5 separate regions of the Homo sapiens genome follow, and regions 1, 2, 4 and 5 are each linked to region 3. Evidence: chromatin contacts called from ENCODE Hi-C or POLR2A ChIA-PET data. All regions are on one chromosome and are shown on one strand. The core of a region is the stretch at or near the end of the contact, and the rest is flanking DNA. Distances in the headings are between cores, read along the strand shown. Region 1 holds the start of ZNF516 (zinc finger protein 516). Region 2 holds the start of HMSD (histocompatibility minor serpin domain containing). Region 3 holds the start of RTTN (rotatin). Region 4 holds the start of PHLPP1 (PH domain and leucine rich repeat protein phosphatase 1). Region 5 holds the start of PTGR3 (prostaglandin reductase 3).

Region 1 (2,700 bases), core at 178-2,677, 6.3 Mb after region 3:
GTTACACCAGTCGCCTTTTCAAAAAATGTAAACCAACAATGCAGCAGCAAATGGCTTTTTGTGCATCTGGATTAAATAAAGCACAGAATGAATATATTTAAAAAGAGGGCTGCGCAAGTTGATCTTTGCACACCCGGAGACCCGGTGACTCTTTATCAGCGGAATGAGTAAGACACACACACAGCCCCCAGAGCTCCCGGTCTGCTGCGGGAAGCTTATTAACGCTGATAATAGATGAGGCTGACTTACAGACCCACATTTTTCGGGTAAAAGGCTGGTTCCCTCTGGTCCCTAATTGCGGGGGTCCACTGGCTTTCCTCACCACACACATAAACTGCTGCTTTTAAATACCCCACTCGGCTGCCATTTAACAAACTTATTCATACAAAGTTTCGTTAAAACTTGAGGCGGTTTAATCTAAATACTGATCGTAACTATTCAGTCTGTTAGTTCTCCCTGGAAATGGCAGCGGAGGCGCCTCCCCCCACCTCCCGCCCAACCACACACACCCCACCGCATTCTTCCTTCATACACCCGGGTTCATCTCGCCACCGAGGCCTCCCCCACCCGCACCCGGCGGGGCGCAGCTCCGAGGAGTCCCTGCCCACCCCTCTCCGAGTCGGTGCCAGACCCTCGCCCCCACCCCCACCCCCGCCCGAACTTCCCTTCCAGGACCTCTCACTTCTTTAACGTTAGGGTCACTTAGAAGCTCCCAGCAGACTGGCAAGCAGCCGGGGAGGGGGCCGTAAAAAACAAGGCCACCCCCACCTCCACGCAAACACGTCCCCTAGGCAGCAGCGCGCGGTGCCCACAGGCATCGATCCCATCCGCCAAACCCTTAATAATTGAAGCGGCTCCTCGGGCCCGCAGCCCCATCACCCACCTTCATTAGCCGGAGCGTTTTACTTTAAAGTAAGGCAATTTGCTCTTTGTCTCCTAATGGATGGAGAGCGCATCCGAGCTCCCCTCCTCCCGCGTCGCCTTTGACAAAGTGTACAAAGCCAGAGCCTCTTCCGCGCTCCCACCCCGGCCCCCACCCCGCCCCTCCACTGCGGTAAAAACCACCTCCCGGGCGCTCGCCCCGCCGCCCGAAGTTGCATCTTCCCCTATCCTGGAATTGACGAGCAGAGCAACTACCCACCGGGAAAGCCAAGTAGCCCTCCCCGCGCCCGGGGGGCCCCTCCCCGGCGCACCCCCCTCCCCAGCGCCTCCCCCCCTACCCCCAGCGGCGCACACCAGAGTACGGGGCACGTCGGGGCTCCGGGCCCCGCGCCCACCGCCCGCCCGCGGCCCCTGCGGCGCAGCCCTCCCCCCGCCCGCGGCCCCTACCTTGGCAGGGAGGCGGCGGGCCTGGGGAGGAGGACGCGCACGCCCCGCGCATCTGAAGGTGAAGCCGAGCGCCCGCGGCGCGGAGCCGAGCGCTGCACTAGACCGACCGCGCCAGCTGCGCCCGGGCGCGGGGGACGCGCGAGGGCGCGCGGGGCCCGCCACGCGCCCGGCCCCCTCCTCGCGCCGCCCGCGCGCGCCCCGGACGCGTCCGCCCCGCGGGGGCCCCGGCGCGAGCCGGGCTCGGGGGGCTGCGCGGCACGGGGAGGGGGCCGGGCGCTCACGGCCCGGCGCAGGCCGGAGGCTTCCCCCAGCCTGGAAATGGTCTGCCCTGTAGGAAACGCACACTCCACTATTGTCTCATCAGCACAAAGTTCTGCCACACTGAGGGGACAGTCTGGAGGCTTGCAGTGACTCAGACACAGCCAATTCCTCCCCTAATAGCACTGAATCACGGTTCCAGCGGCCAGTGGTCGCCCCTCGTCAAGGTCTAAGGCTGCTGCAGCCCCGGCTCCCGGAGGCCGTTTCCGCGCGCACACGCGCATCCATACGTACAGACGTGCTCGGGATGCGGGTCCCGCCGGCGGGTACCTGGGCACTGCGCCCCATCTGGACTGAAATGGGGACACCCCTTCGGGGGTCCCAGGTGCGTGTGCATTACACACGGCGTAGCGTGTGCGTGTCACTCAACTTCCTGGTAAATGCCTCTGGGGGTGTTCAGATGCAGGATCAATACATTAAGTCCTGAATCAAGGGTCACAGAGGTCCCGCTGGAAAGACTTCAAACAGCGGCTCTGCCACCCGGCCATTTAAAAATGAAGGGGTTGTTTACCGGTAGCCTCGAAAGTTCAACTCTTATTTTTCTGTTCTTAAAACTTCATTTCTTCACCTCACCTACTCCCCACGAGCAGTAGTTAGTTGTAATAAGTTGAGTCTGGGACTAGAAATCCTAATTTGACTCCAAAACGCTCTCCTGTTACAGGGCAGGGATGGCCGGGGTGGGGGAGGGGAGGGCGGGCGCGCGGGGGCGGGGGAGGGGCGGGTCGGAGCTAGCGAGGGCGAGCGCCCCTTCACGGCCGGTGACGTAGACCCGGGGAGCTGCGGCCTGCGGAGGGGTAACACTATCTTCTCCCACCAGGCTCCTGGCCGTATTGTTCTCCTTCTCCTCGTGATAACTCCGCAGTGGAGGTGGATTCCGTCCAAGACGCCCAACGTGGCTCCGCGTAGCAATCAGCGCTGCAATCCTGGCGGTTACCTCAGCGGCGGCGTCTCTCTCTGCGCCTCACACTCGCAGCCCGCGGCCCTCCCCAACTTAGGGCGTTTACAAAAGAAACTACTCCAGACGCGCTGCAAAGGGAGGCGCATGTGCCCGAA
Region 2 (2,700 bases), core at 75-2,574, 6.3 Mb before region 3:
ACTTAAAGACCAATATCTTTCATTAGTATAGATGCAAAATCCTGAACAACATATTCACAAATGAAATCAAACTATGTGTAAAATAGTTGGATTATACATTGTGACTAAGTAAGATTGATTGCAGGTGTACAAGACTAATTCAACATTTGAAAATCAAAGGAATCCGTCATATCAACAGGTAAAAAACAGAAAAAATCCTCAAAAAATTGCTAGCAACTCCAATTCAACAACACATTAAACAGATCACTCACCACGATCAAGTGAGATTCACCCGGGTATGCAAGTATGATTCAATATACACAAATCAATAAATGCGATACATTGCATTAAAAGAACCAACAACAAAAACTGCACGATCATTTCAATAGATGCCGAAAATGTATTCAGTAAAATCCTACATCTCTTTATGATAAAAATCCTTAACACATTGGGTATAGAAGGAATATACCTCAAAACAATAAAAACCAAAATGAAAAACCCACTGCTAATATCATACTGAACAGGGAAAAATTGAAAACCTTTCCTATAAGATCTGCAACAAGACAAGGATGCCCAGTTTCACCCCCTTTATTCAGTATCTGACTGGAAGTCCTGGCCGGGGCAATTAGGCAAGAAAAAGAAACAAAGGACACCCAAACTGGAAAGAAAGATGTAAAATTAGCTTTGCTCACCAATGGTATAATCTTATAATCGGAAAAACCAAAAGACTCCCCTCAAAAACTACTAGAACTAATAAATGAATCAGTAAAGTTGCAGAATACAAAATGGATATAAAATATCCGTAAGATGTCTATACATCTACAGTGAACAGTCTGAAAAAGAAATCAAGAAAGAAATCCCACTTACAATAGCTATAAGAAATATGATGTATAAAATACCTAGTAATCAATTTAATTAAAAAAGTGAAAGACTTCTACAAGGACAACTATAAAACACTGATGAGAAAAACGTGAAGAACACACACAGAAAATGGACACATATTCATGCTCATAGGTTGGAATAATTAATGTTAAAAGTACAATGCTACCCAAACAATTTACAGATTGAATGCAATCCCTGTCAAAATACCAATGTCATTCTTCACAGAAATAGAAAAAAAAAAAAACCCTATAATTTGTATGGAACCACGAAAAACCCCAAATAGCCAAAGCGCATTATCGCTTCTTGACTGAAAACTCCCGGACAGTTGGGGCTTTTTCCTGCACAGAGATTGGCCACTTCCTGCACATCAGGAGATCCCCGCGGCCTGCGGGACCCGCCCCGCCCTCCTGCCCAGGCGCCCGCTAGGTGGTGCCTGGCTGGGCCCGACTCCGCCCGCCTCCCCATTCACTGGGAACTAACACCCGGCGCCGCTCAGACATCTCTATTCCCGCCTCTCCGACCCGGTCTCACTTCGCTCCTGGGCAGCTGCGCGGAGAACTGGGGTAGGTGTTTGACTTTGGGAGTGGTTCCCACACGCTGGATTCTCGTTACCTGCTCTTGAGCCCAGGAAAAGGGCGGGAACCTACGAAAGGGAAGCCCAGTGAAGTGCTCAGCGCACCTGTTGCTCCAGACCTTTCCCTGGGGCTGTCCTTCTTTACTCGGTCTCTGGCGGGGGCTCCCTAAGGGCAGGGACTTGGCTGCACTTGGCTGTGTGCCCTATGGGTCCAGGCGCGGGGAGGGGAGGCCAGGGCGAATGGGCGCGGAGCTGGGGGGTGAAAGTCCTGCCTGGGCTCCACTCATCCTGCAGGAGCTGGAAGTAGGTACAATGAGGCCTCCCACCCTGGTGAAGTTTATGTTGGGCGCTGGAAGGGGCTGTGAGGCCTGGGACCTCCAGGAAAAACAACAGCAGCAGTATTTATTTGTCGGTACCGAAACTCGTATGCTCTCAGTATTCAGAATTTGTACTTGACATTCCTCCTCCTTTAAAAGAAACCAGGAGAGGCGTTGATAGTATGTTTTTGGACTGGAAAAAAATCAAAATGAGGACGATACTGTTGCCAGAAAGCAAAAGTGTTGGGATAGTGTAAAAAGAAAGTAACCAATTTACAGAGATTCCCAGTAGACAAGTTGTGAGAATTTGCTCAAGAACAAAAACCAGTATGTGTTAATTGAAATACATGTTACAACAAAGCCAAGAAAGAGTCCTTTAGTAAATTCAGATAAAACAAGTAAAATGGGCCAGGCGCGGTGGCTCACGCTTGTAATCCCAGCACTTTGGGAGGCTGAGGGGGGCGGATCACGAGGTCAGGAGTTCGAGACCCAGCCTGGCCAATATGGTGAAACCCAGTCTCTACTAAAAATACAAAAATTAGCCGGGTGTCGTGACATGGGCCTGTAGTCCCAGCTACTCAGGAGGCTGAGGCAGAAGAATCGCTTGAACCTGGGAGGCAGAGGTTGCAGTGAGCCAAGATTGCACCACTGCACTCCAGCCTGAGGGACAAAGCGAGACTCTCTCTCAAAAAAAAAAAAAAAAAAAAAAAAAAATGTAAGATGAGTTTAAAGGAGGCAGGAAATAATTTCAATAATGTTTACAAGAAATGCTGTGTGATGATTCATATACGACTGCTGTGTAGGAATAGTGACTATAGGCACCTAGGTTGACAGGCACAGTGGTTACAAAAACCAACCTGAAGGCCTAAATATTAAACCAGGAGACTTTGAAAGCCAACTTGTGGATAGAACTCTGTGTTACGCAAATCAGATGCACGAGAACCTCAA
Region 3 (2,700 bases), core at 121-2,620:
TTACAGCAATCAAAACATAAAATTATTTTTGGTATATCAGATGTTCCTTTTCTGAAAAACAAATCCTTCATGGCTCTGCCCCGAAGTAAGGCACTTCCATGAGGAGCACATACACCTATAGAGACATACATCCAACACTTGATAACATTTATGAAAGATGAGCCAACACACTGAACGCTAGAAATGCACATTATCAATCCCTACTCTTATTTTTTTAATGGGTTACTTTTTTCCACTGACACTCACCTTATGGTCCCAGCCCCAACCGGTCAACAGGATGTCAAAGTAGTTTAAGATTCCTCTACCATTGTACAGTGATTTAGTTTTGAAAGGTTAAACTTACACTTTGATATCTGACCCCGATAACTAACTACTCTTGAGGTAGGCATAAGAATACCAATCTAAAAGCATATGGGCAAGCAACTTAACATTGGTATTTATGAATCACGGTTATGTAACATTATTTTTAAAGTGCTCCCTTTCATACTGACATATCTAGTTTTTAAGATGTAAATGTCAGAAAACAAAAACAGAATACAAATATTAACCTCCAAAGATAACTCAAAAACACAGAACATACCAAAACTCAAAAGAAGTTCTGTGTTACTTCTGAGCACAGCAGAGACCATGTGGGATTCAGTATCACAAATAAAAGATGAACCATATACCCAGATTAATTAAAATTAAACATCTCTGGTTGATTAAAAAAACTTTTAACCCCAATTATTTAACTTTCAATAAACGCTACAATTAAATGACTAAGAAACAAGTCACTCGTCTGATTATTTTCTTTATTTCAAAATGACCCTACCTTAACCAATCTGCTTAACAGGTTCAGAACCTCTTCCTTCATCGGAACGGACGGGAAATTGAACCATTCCAGCAAATGAAGAAAAAGTTGCCTCTCCTGAATGAGATCAGCGTAGCAGATTAAGTTGTGCTCAATCTTGCAGAGAATACTCTTGAGAGCGCGCTCCCTGATCTCGGCCAGCTGATGACCTGTCAACGAACGGCACAAAACTATTTTATTTCCCGACTGCAAAGAGACTACGTTATTTATGCTGTGGGCAGGAGCGGCGTGAAGACGGAATAAACCAGTTTTTTTCAGAAGCAGGCCACTGGTGCCTTCGGGACGCGAACCGCGAAGTTTACACAAAGTCCGAGATGGGTCCCCGGGGGCTATCCTGACAAAGCGGGGGTGAAAGAGGGAGCGGTCGCGGAGCGGCCGGCCGCGGAAACGTGACACGACCATTCTCAGCAAGTGGCCAGAGCGCGGGGGGTGCCTTGGGCGAGGGGCAAGCTGACAGTTACCGAGTTTCCTGATGAGCCCTGCCAGGACCATCTCGTCCCGTCAATCTGCAGCCGCCGGAGAATTAAACTGCCGCGCCACTGCGTCCAGCCACAATTAATGTACCCCCGGAAACACGTCCTGTGGGACGGTGAGTTCCGCAACGCCTGCGCTCACCAGGAGTAGGAGTCATTACGTGAGCCCTTCGCGGCCCCAGCGTCGCCAGGAGAGCTTCCAGCCTCTCTAGAATCACTACTGCGCACTTCCTGGACAGCAGTCTCCGTCGCAAGAAGCGGAGGGAAAAAAAAAAGCAACAAGCAGGGATAGAACCAGCGTTGGCCGCCGCGCACGTCGGGAGTTGTAGTTCTGGCTAGGCCGTGCGTCCTGCACCGATCTCCGGGCCCGCCGCGGCGCCCGCTGGCCTGGGGTTCCGGCTTACAGCGCGGGAATTCGGGAACCCAGCGCGGGCTGCAGAGGCCCCAGCAGGAGCCCCGCCTCCCGGCTCGTCGACGGATTCGTTCTTGGCCCTGCCAATCTGATTCTCAGCTCCCAGAACTTCACGATTTAGAATGTAGACTTTTGCTTTGTGACAGTTCTCCCCATCCCCGACTACTAAATGACGAACCCTCTTTAACTGTGAAATGTACCTGCAAAGTCAAGCAGTGTCTTTGGATACCCAAGTTCAGATATGAACAAGCAAGCTACAAAAGCGGGGTGGGCGGGTATGAGTGAGCAGAAGAGAGAAACCGGGCTGCAAAAAAGGAAAATAAAGGCGGGACGTGGGGGTATGATTTGCTGAATGGTACCAAAGTTGATTTTTTGCACCGTGCACAGTGATCGAGCTGAGCAAATTATTTTTTTTTTAATTATAAGCAGCGGTAAGAACAACAACAAAATTACATTTGGAAAATGATTTGCATTTTCTCGGTCTGATCATTTCACGTTCCCTGGGAAAGGGATGTCAAGGCAGGTAAAGTGGGCCCTCGGTATCCCTAGGTAATTGGTTCCAGGACCCCCGCAGATACCCAAATCCACCCATGCTTAAGTCTCTTTTATAAAATGGTGTAGTATTTGCATATAACCTACACACATCCTCCTATATGCTTTAAATCATCTCTAGATTGCTTACAATACCTAATACACTGTAAATGCTATGTAAATAGTTGTTACACTGTACTTTTATTCATATTATTTTTTAATTGTTGTATTGTTATTTTCAACTGTGGGGTTTTTTCCCGAATATTTTCCATCCCGTGTGTTGAATTCTCTGTGTGCAACCAGTGGACAGCAAAGGCCTACTGTATTCCCATTCCTATTTTGCCAAAGAGGAAACTTAGAATCACAAAAGTACCCCCACACAAAGTCACATTAACTAGTAAGTGACAGATTGAGGAGCTGACCTGATGTTTCTT
Region 4 (2,700 bases), core at 56-2,555, 7.5 Mb before region 3:
GAAAAAAAGAAAAGAAAAATCCCGAATTACAAAGCAATTGGGGGAATGGTAATTCAATTAAAAAGGTGTACAACATTCTTTTAAATAGTAAACTGCCCAATGATTACAACATTGATTCAACTGACGAAAAATACAACTTTTCAGACCACGACTAAACATTGTGGCAGTAGAAACTATTTTTTTTTTCCCTGAATGATGAAAGAAAAAAACCAGAGAAGACGTTAAGACAGAACACGTGGAAAAAGCCCATCTCATACTCCATTCTAATGTTTCTTCTACTTACCAGTGCTTTCTGTGTCATTAAACTACTTCAGACTTCAAGAGCAATGGGAAACAATGAAACCTCAGTCCTTTGCTATTTTCCTTTTCAGGTACAGGAGAGGGAGAGGACAGACTTAGGGTTGTGCCTTCGAACAAGCACATTCAACGACAGCCTCAGTTAGAATTCCCAGACGCTGCCTGTCTTCCTGGGTCTTGAAAAAGTGGGGAAAAAGTGAGGTTGGCCCACTCAGACTGCCAGTGATGCTGTGGTGTGACGGGTGTGTATCTCTATCTCATACAATGGGCGCAGGTGAGGACCAGGACCTGCGACCTTCGTACGTTTACAGTCCCTGAAAGCCCTCACCTTTAATTAGTAGGGAAAATAAAAGTCATCTGGCAAGCTGGAGTGCGGGTAAAATACAAGTTAATGAACATGAGCATTCGTGTTCATTAAGAACTCTGGCACAGAGTTCAACGGCAGAGGGCACAATACTCACTGGCCACGGCCAGCTGCTGGCGGCCAGGAGAAGCAGAACCAAAGGACCGCTGGGACTTGTAGTCCACCATGTTTCCCTCGGGATTGCCGATCCCCTTACGAGAACCACAACTCCCAAGGTTTACCGCGCGCGTCGGTCTTCACTGCCCTCTCCGAGGCCGGCTCAGGAACCTCCCGGGAAACTGCCCCCCACCCCGCCCTCGTACGCACGCGTCACGTTTGTTTACCCTGAAGCTCCGCCTCCGGCCATCCCCTGGCTCTCCCCACTCCTCCCTGGAATGCCGTCATGCCGGCGATGAATATTTATGAGGCACACGCGGCCCTCCCGCCCTGCCAGCCTCCCGCCTTCCCGCTCCCGGCGCATGATTAATATTCAATGAGCCCAGATCCGCGGCTGGTTCGCCGGGTTGAGGCGGGGGTAGCGGGCGGGGCCGGCGCTGGGGAGCCCGCGACCCGGGCGGGGAGGGCGTGTGTCGGGGGGGCGGTGGCGGCGAGGCGGGCGCGCGGGATGGAACACTGAGACACCGACGGAATGCTCCGAATCGCCACATAATCCCCTGGAACGGCCGCGCACAACGCCATTGGCTTCTCCCTTCTCCGCGCGCCGCCGCCGTCTCCCACCTCCGCCTCATCGCCTCCCTCTCCGCCCGCTGCCTCCGGAGCTGGGGGGGAAACGCGAAGCCCCACTGCAATGGAGCCCGCCGCCGCGGCCACGGTACAGCGACTCCCCGAGCTCGGCAGGGAGGACCGAGCTTCGGCTCCGGCGGCCGCCGCTGCGGCAGCAGCAGCAGCAGCGGCGGCCGCGGCGGCTCTGGCGGCGGCGGCCGGGGGCGGCCGGAGTCCGGAGCCCGCGCTGACCCCGGCGGCCCCGAGCGGCGGGAACGGCAGCGGCAGCGGGGCGCGGGAAGAGGCCCCAGGCGAGGCGCCGCCGGGGCCGCTGCCGGGCAGAGCGGGGGGTGCCGGGCGCAGGAGGCGGCGCGGGGCGCCCCAGCCCATTGCCGGCGGGGCTGCCCCCGTACCCGGGGCCGGCGGCGGCGCCAACTCCCTCCTGCTGAGGAGAGGGCGGCTGAAGAGGAATCTGTCCGCGGCCGCCGCGGCCGCCTCCTCGTCGTCGTCGTCCTCGGCCGCTGCTGCCTCGCACTCCCCCGGCGCTGCCGGCCTCCCCGCCTCCTGCTCGGCCTCGGCGTCGCTGTGCACCCGGAGCCTGGACAGGAAGACGCTGCTTCTGAAGCACCGGCAGACGCTGCAGCTGCAGCCGTCGGACCGGGACTGGGTGAGGCACCAGCTCCAGCGCGGCTGCGTGCACGTCTTCGACCGCCACATGGCCTCGACCTACCTGCGCCCGGTGCTCTGCACACTGGACACCACGGCCGGCGAGGTGGCCGCCCGCCTGCTGCAGCTGGGCCACAAAGGCGGCGGCGTGGTGAAGGTGCTGGGCCAGGGGCCCGGAGCCGCCGCCGCCCGGGAGCCCGCTGAACCGCCCCCCGAGGCCGGCCCCCGGCTGGCGCCCCCGGAGCCGCGGGACTCGGAGGTACCGCCCGCGAGGAGCGCGCCGGGTGCCTTCGGGGGGCCTCCGCGCGCGCCCCCCGCCGACCTACCCCTGCCCGTCGGCGGCCCGGGCGGGTGGTCGCGCCGCGCCAGCCCAGCGCCCTCGGACTCCAGCCCCGGCGAGCCGTTCGTTGGGGGCCCTGTCTCTTCGCCCCGCGCCCCACGGCCTGTGGTCTCCGACACCGAGAGCTTCAGTCTGAGTCCCAGCGCCGAGAGCGTGTCTGACCGGTTGGACCCCTACAGCAGCGGCGGCGGCTCCTCGTCGTCGTCGGAAGAGCTCGAGGCCGACGCAGCCTCGGCCCCGACGGGGGTCCCGGGCCAGCCCCGCCGTCCCGGCCACCCCGCGCAGCCCCTCCCGCTTCCCCAGACGGCTTCCTCGCCTCAGCCGCAGCAGA
Region 5 (2,700 bases), core at 83-2,582, 5.0 Mb after region 3:
AGGGACTTTACGGTACTTTCTAGTACACAATTTACAACATAGTTACAGTCAGAACTTACTCCTCCCTTTCGATATTATTATTCAACTTGACACATGCAGCACCGTAAACATTTCGATGGGACTTTGCAGGCCTCTGCAGAGGGCATAGAGGAGCGCCTTGCCAGTCAAGTCGGGCAGCCAGGGACCCACGGAGCAAAGACCTAAGCGGGCATGGCTCCGATAAAGAGTGAGGTCCGTTTCCTCCCTGTTGCTTCGCCAGTTACTAAAGATGAGTGAGGCGGAAACACGACGGTGGGGAGCGCGGGGAATGGAAAAGCCAGAAGGTCTCGCAACAACCCGGTGTCACCTGAATGTCTGCAAAACGTGCCGGCAAAGGCAGCCATGCCCCCACCCCGACCCTGGCCCAGCTGCCCGGGACACGCGCCACGCGGCGGTCGTTAACACTCAGGGGACAGACAACAGTCACACTGCACTGACAGCACGCAGACAACACCGGCGAGGTGCACACCCACACATCCAACGACAGGCTCCGCCACTGCGAGGCGGCTGCCAACCTGGAGGGAACAGGGAAAGCCAGCCGGGTCCCAGCCTCCTTCCTCCGAAGCACGTTTACCTAAACGTCGCAGTTTGCGTCCAGGCTGCTCCCGCTCCACCCTAAAGATTATGTCAACGCAGGAACTGTGGGTGCGCGCGGGCGGCCCGGCGGGGAGCCTCCCCTTCTGGGTCCCGTCGGTTTTATTTCGGGAGCGGGAGGGGGAGGAGGGAGGGCTGGAGGAGGGGAGGGGAATCCCAAATTAAAATAACCCTCAGTTATGAGGACGTTCGGTGGCATCGGATATTCACACCAGCAACAGTCACATCACATTCGCCTTCGCCAGATGGCGGCGGGTTCAACTTCCCGGGATCTCGCAAACTCAGGCTGTGCGCCCGAGCGCGCGCCGGAGTGTGGGCACGCGGGCGGGCTGGGGACTGCGGGAGCGGCGCGGCGCGGCGCGAGCCCGGGGCGAGAACGGGGGCGTGGGGTTGGGGGGCGCCGGGCTCACCGGTTCCGGACGAGGAGGTCTCCGTCCCCGGGGAGCGGCACCGGGCAGTCCCGGCTCAGGGTGACGGCCTCGCGGAAGTTGGGGCTCAGCCGGGTCACCACCAGCTTCTGCATGGCTTGGGGAATGGCGGAGCCCTGGAAGTCCAGGAAGTGGCGGGCGTACGACATGTCCACGATGGCCCGGGCCCCGGTGGGCACCAGCCGCAGCATGGCCTGCGCCTCCGCCCGCTCTCTGCGCCGACGCTGGCCGGGGTCGGCCCCCGCCCGGGCCGCTCGGCTCGGCTGTGCTCTGCTCGGCTAGGGCGGGCGGGTCCGCCCCTCCTCCGGCCGGCGCCCTCCCCCTGGCTCCCCCCTTCCCCGCGTCGCCCGCTCCCGCTCCCCCCGCCTCCCCGGCGCCGGCGCAGCCCCCGCGAACCCGGGCGCACCACCCCGGGTGTCCCGGCCTGGGGACCGCTGCCGCCCCGGCCGCTGCTCCTTTAATCTTTTTGTTTTGGTTTGAATCTGCTCGGCGCAGACTGGCCAAGGATCCTCTCCGCCCTCCCCCTTCCTCCTGGCGCGGGAGAGGCACCGGATATCCCCACCCTCCCCGAGCTCTAAAAGCCGGATTTGACTCCTCTCGGGCAAGGGTGGCGGGGGGGACGGCGGGCAAGGGGGGACGGGGGACTCGCGCGTCCCGCGGTCGTCTGCGGCCCCGAGCCGGCGGCAGCCCCGGGCGTCCCCGGAGCTGCGCGGCGGCCGGCGCAGGCGCCTCCCCTTCCCGTGCGAAGCGTTCACTTCCTTGCAAGGTGGTACGAATCAACCCCGAGCGCGGCCCGGGCGGCGGGGCACGACCGGGGACCCCGGGCAGGGCGGGGAGCCCCTGCCGCCGCTGCCGCACGCGCACCCGTACCGACCGCGGGGCGGGGAAATGTCCAGTGCCTCCCGCTCCCCAGGCTGGTGGCTTCCTGTCCCCGGAACCCCTTGCGCGTGCTTTCTGTCCACGGTCTGTCCCATGCAAGTTGCAGGAACTAAGCCATTTTATTTATTTTGGCCTAGATTTCATGTTTTTCCATGAATGTTTTAAGTAGATCTACAAGACTGTTACAGGTTTCCCATTGGGAGAGAACACACATATAGAAAACCAGAAGGCCAAATTCCCAGAGCACAGACACATTTTAAAGTTCTACGTGGGGATGCCGAGGGACTTAACTGAATTGGAGACGTTGCACTGCTGTGTGAGGACCTCATTTTCGAACCCAGCTAGAAAGATCTGTCGTTCCATCGTGTCCGTTTTCTCCCTACTGGCGTGCATGGACCAAATGTCAATTCACTTTTTATAGAGGGGCCAAATTAAATATTTCCACACTTTTCTGTGATGAACTAAGTCCATCTTTACATTTTTATTTAAATTGTAAAATTTAATTTTAAAAATATCTTGCTTTTCAGTTACCCACGAATTACCAAAATATAAAAGCTACTCTGGGCTCCTCCCCAGCCAAATCTAACCCCCCAACCTGAGATTGCAAAAGCGACACAGATATTTTTCCCCCCAAATGTAGGACATGCTTCACCCAAGGGTAGTTTGGATGCACGTGGTTGCGTGTGTATGAATGTGCAAGTGTGTGTATGTGTATGTGTGTGTGTTGGGGGGGAACTAACAGGTTTAAAAATCTGCAGGA

Evidence for each region. A loop is a pair of places that touch in the nucleus more often than their neighbours do. ChIA-PET counts read pairs that join two places held with the same protein, here RNA polymerase II (POLR2A). Pooled maps may share reads with other maps.
Region 1: a loop to region 3 is called in a map with no recorded cell type, with 9 times the contacts of the local background. The contact joins the promoter of ZNF516 here to the promoter of RTTN in region 3. A Hi-C loop is called at or near these places in 3 of 37 single-sample maps with no recorded cell type and 7 of 50 pooled maps.
Region 2: a loop to region 3 is called in a pooled map, with 5 times the contacts of the local background. The contact joins the promoter of HMSD here to the promoter of RTTN in region 3. A Hi-C loop is called at or near these places in 4 of 50 pooled maps.
Region 4: a map of B cell shows a loop between it and region 3 (9-fold over the local background). The contact joins the promoter of PHLPP1 here to the promoter of RTTN in region 3. A Hi-C loop is called at or near these places in 3 of 168 maps with a recorded cell type or tissue (B cell, CD4-positive, alpha-beta memory T cell and naive thymus-derived CD4-positive, alpha-beta T cell) and 5 of 50 pooled maps.
Region 5: a loop to region 3 is called in a map of naive thymus-derived CD4-positive, alpha-beta T cell, with 10 times the contacts of the local background. The contact joins the promoter of PTGR3 here to the promoter of RTTN in region 3. A Hi-C loop is called at or near these places in 1 of 168 maps with a recorded cell type or tissue (naive thymus-derived CD4-positive, alpha-beta T cell), 4 of 37 single-sample maps with no recorded cell type and 12 of 50 pooled maps. POLR2A ChIA-PET finds 5 or more read pairs at or near these places in 2 of 52 experiments (B cell and naive thymus-derived CD4-positive, alpha-beta T cell).

The regions. Positions count from the first base shown.
Region 1 is chr18:76,493,815-76,496,514 of GRCh38, forward strand. ZNF516 (zinc finger protein 516) reads right to left here and starts at 1,428. Exons shown (of 7, transcript NM_014643.4): 1 at 1,330-1,428. It overlaps ZNF516-DT (ZNF516 divergent transcript), which reads left to right and starts at 1,525. Exons shown (of 2, transcript NR_164145.1): 1 at 1,525-1,972; 2 at 2,465-2,700. It overlaps ZNF516-AS1 (ZNF516 antisense RNA 1), which reads left to right. Exons shown (of 2, transcript NR_136504.1): 2 at 1-104. RefSeq lists silencers at 458-547, 1,248-1,347, 1,478-1,537.
Region 2 is chr18:63,947,977-63,950,676 of GRCh38, forward strand. HMSD (histocompatibility minor serpin domain containing) reads left to right here and starts at 1,325. Exons shown (of 4, transcript NM_001123366.2): 1 at 1,325-1,424. RefSeq lists a silencer at 1,163-1,392.
Region 3 is chr18:70,204,317-70,207,016 of GRCh38, forward strand. It overlaps RTTN (rotatin), which reads right to left and starts at 1,371. Exons shown (of 49, transcript NM_173630.4): 1 at 1,312-1,371; 2 at 812-999. The coding sequence starts at 1,342. It overlaps LOC105372180 (a long non-coding RNA gene), which reads left to right and starts at 1,473. Exons shown (of 3, transcript XR_935599.3): 1 at 1,473-2,258. RefSeq lists enhancers at 1,071-1,200, 1,411-1,520, 1,439-2,068, 1,531-1,770.
Region 4 is chr18:62,714,236-62,716,935 of GRCh38, forward strand. It overlaps PHLPP1 (PH domain and leucine rich repeat protein phosphatase 1), which reads left to right and starts at 1,306. Exons shown (of 17, transcript NM_194449.4): 1 at 1,306-2,700. The coding sequence starts at 1,449. RefSeq lists enhancers at 510-569, 660-769, 1,727-2,689 and silencers at 1,040-1,329, 1,680-1,909, 2,120-2,259, 2,570-2,669.
Region 5 is chr18:75,207,807-75,210,506 of GRCh38, forward strand. It overlaps PTGR3 (prostaglandin reductase 3), which reads right to left and starts at 1,333. Exons shown (of 2, transcript NM_175907.6): 1 at 1,044-1,333. The coding sequence starts at 1,252. RefSeq lists silencers at 807-982, 1,008-2,047 and an enhancer at 838-1,768.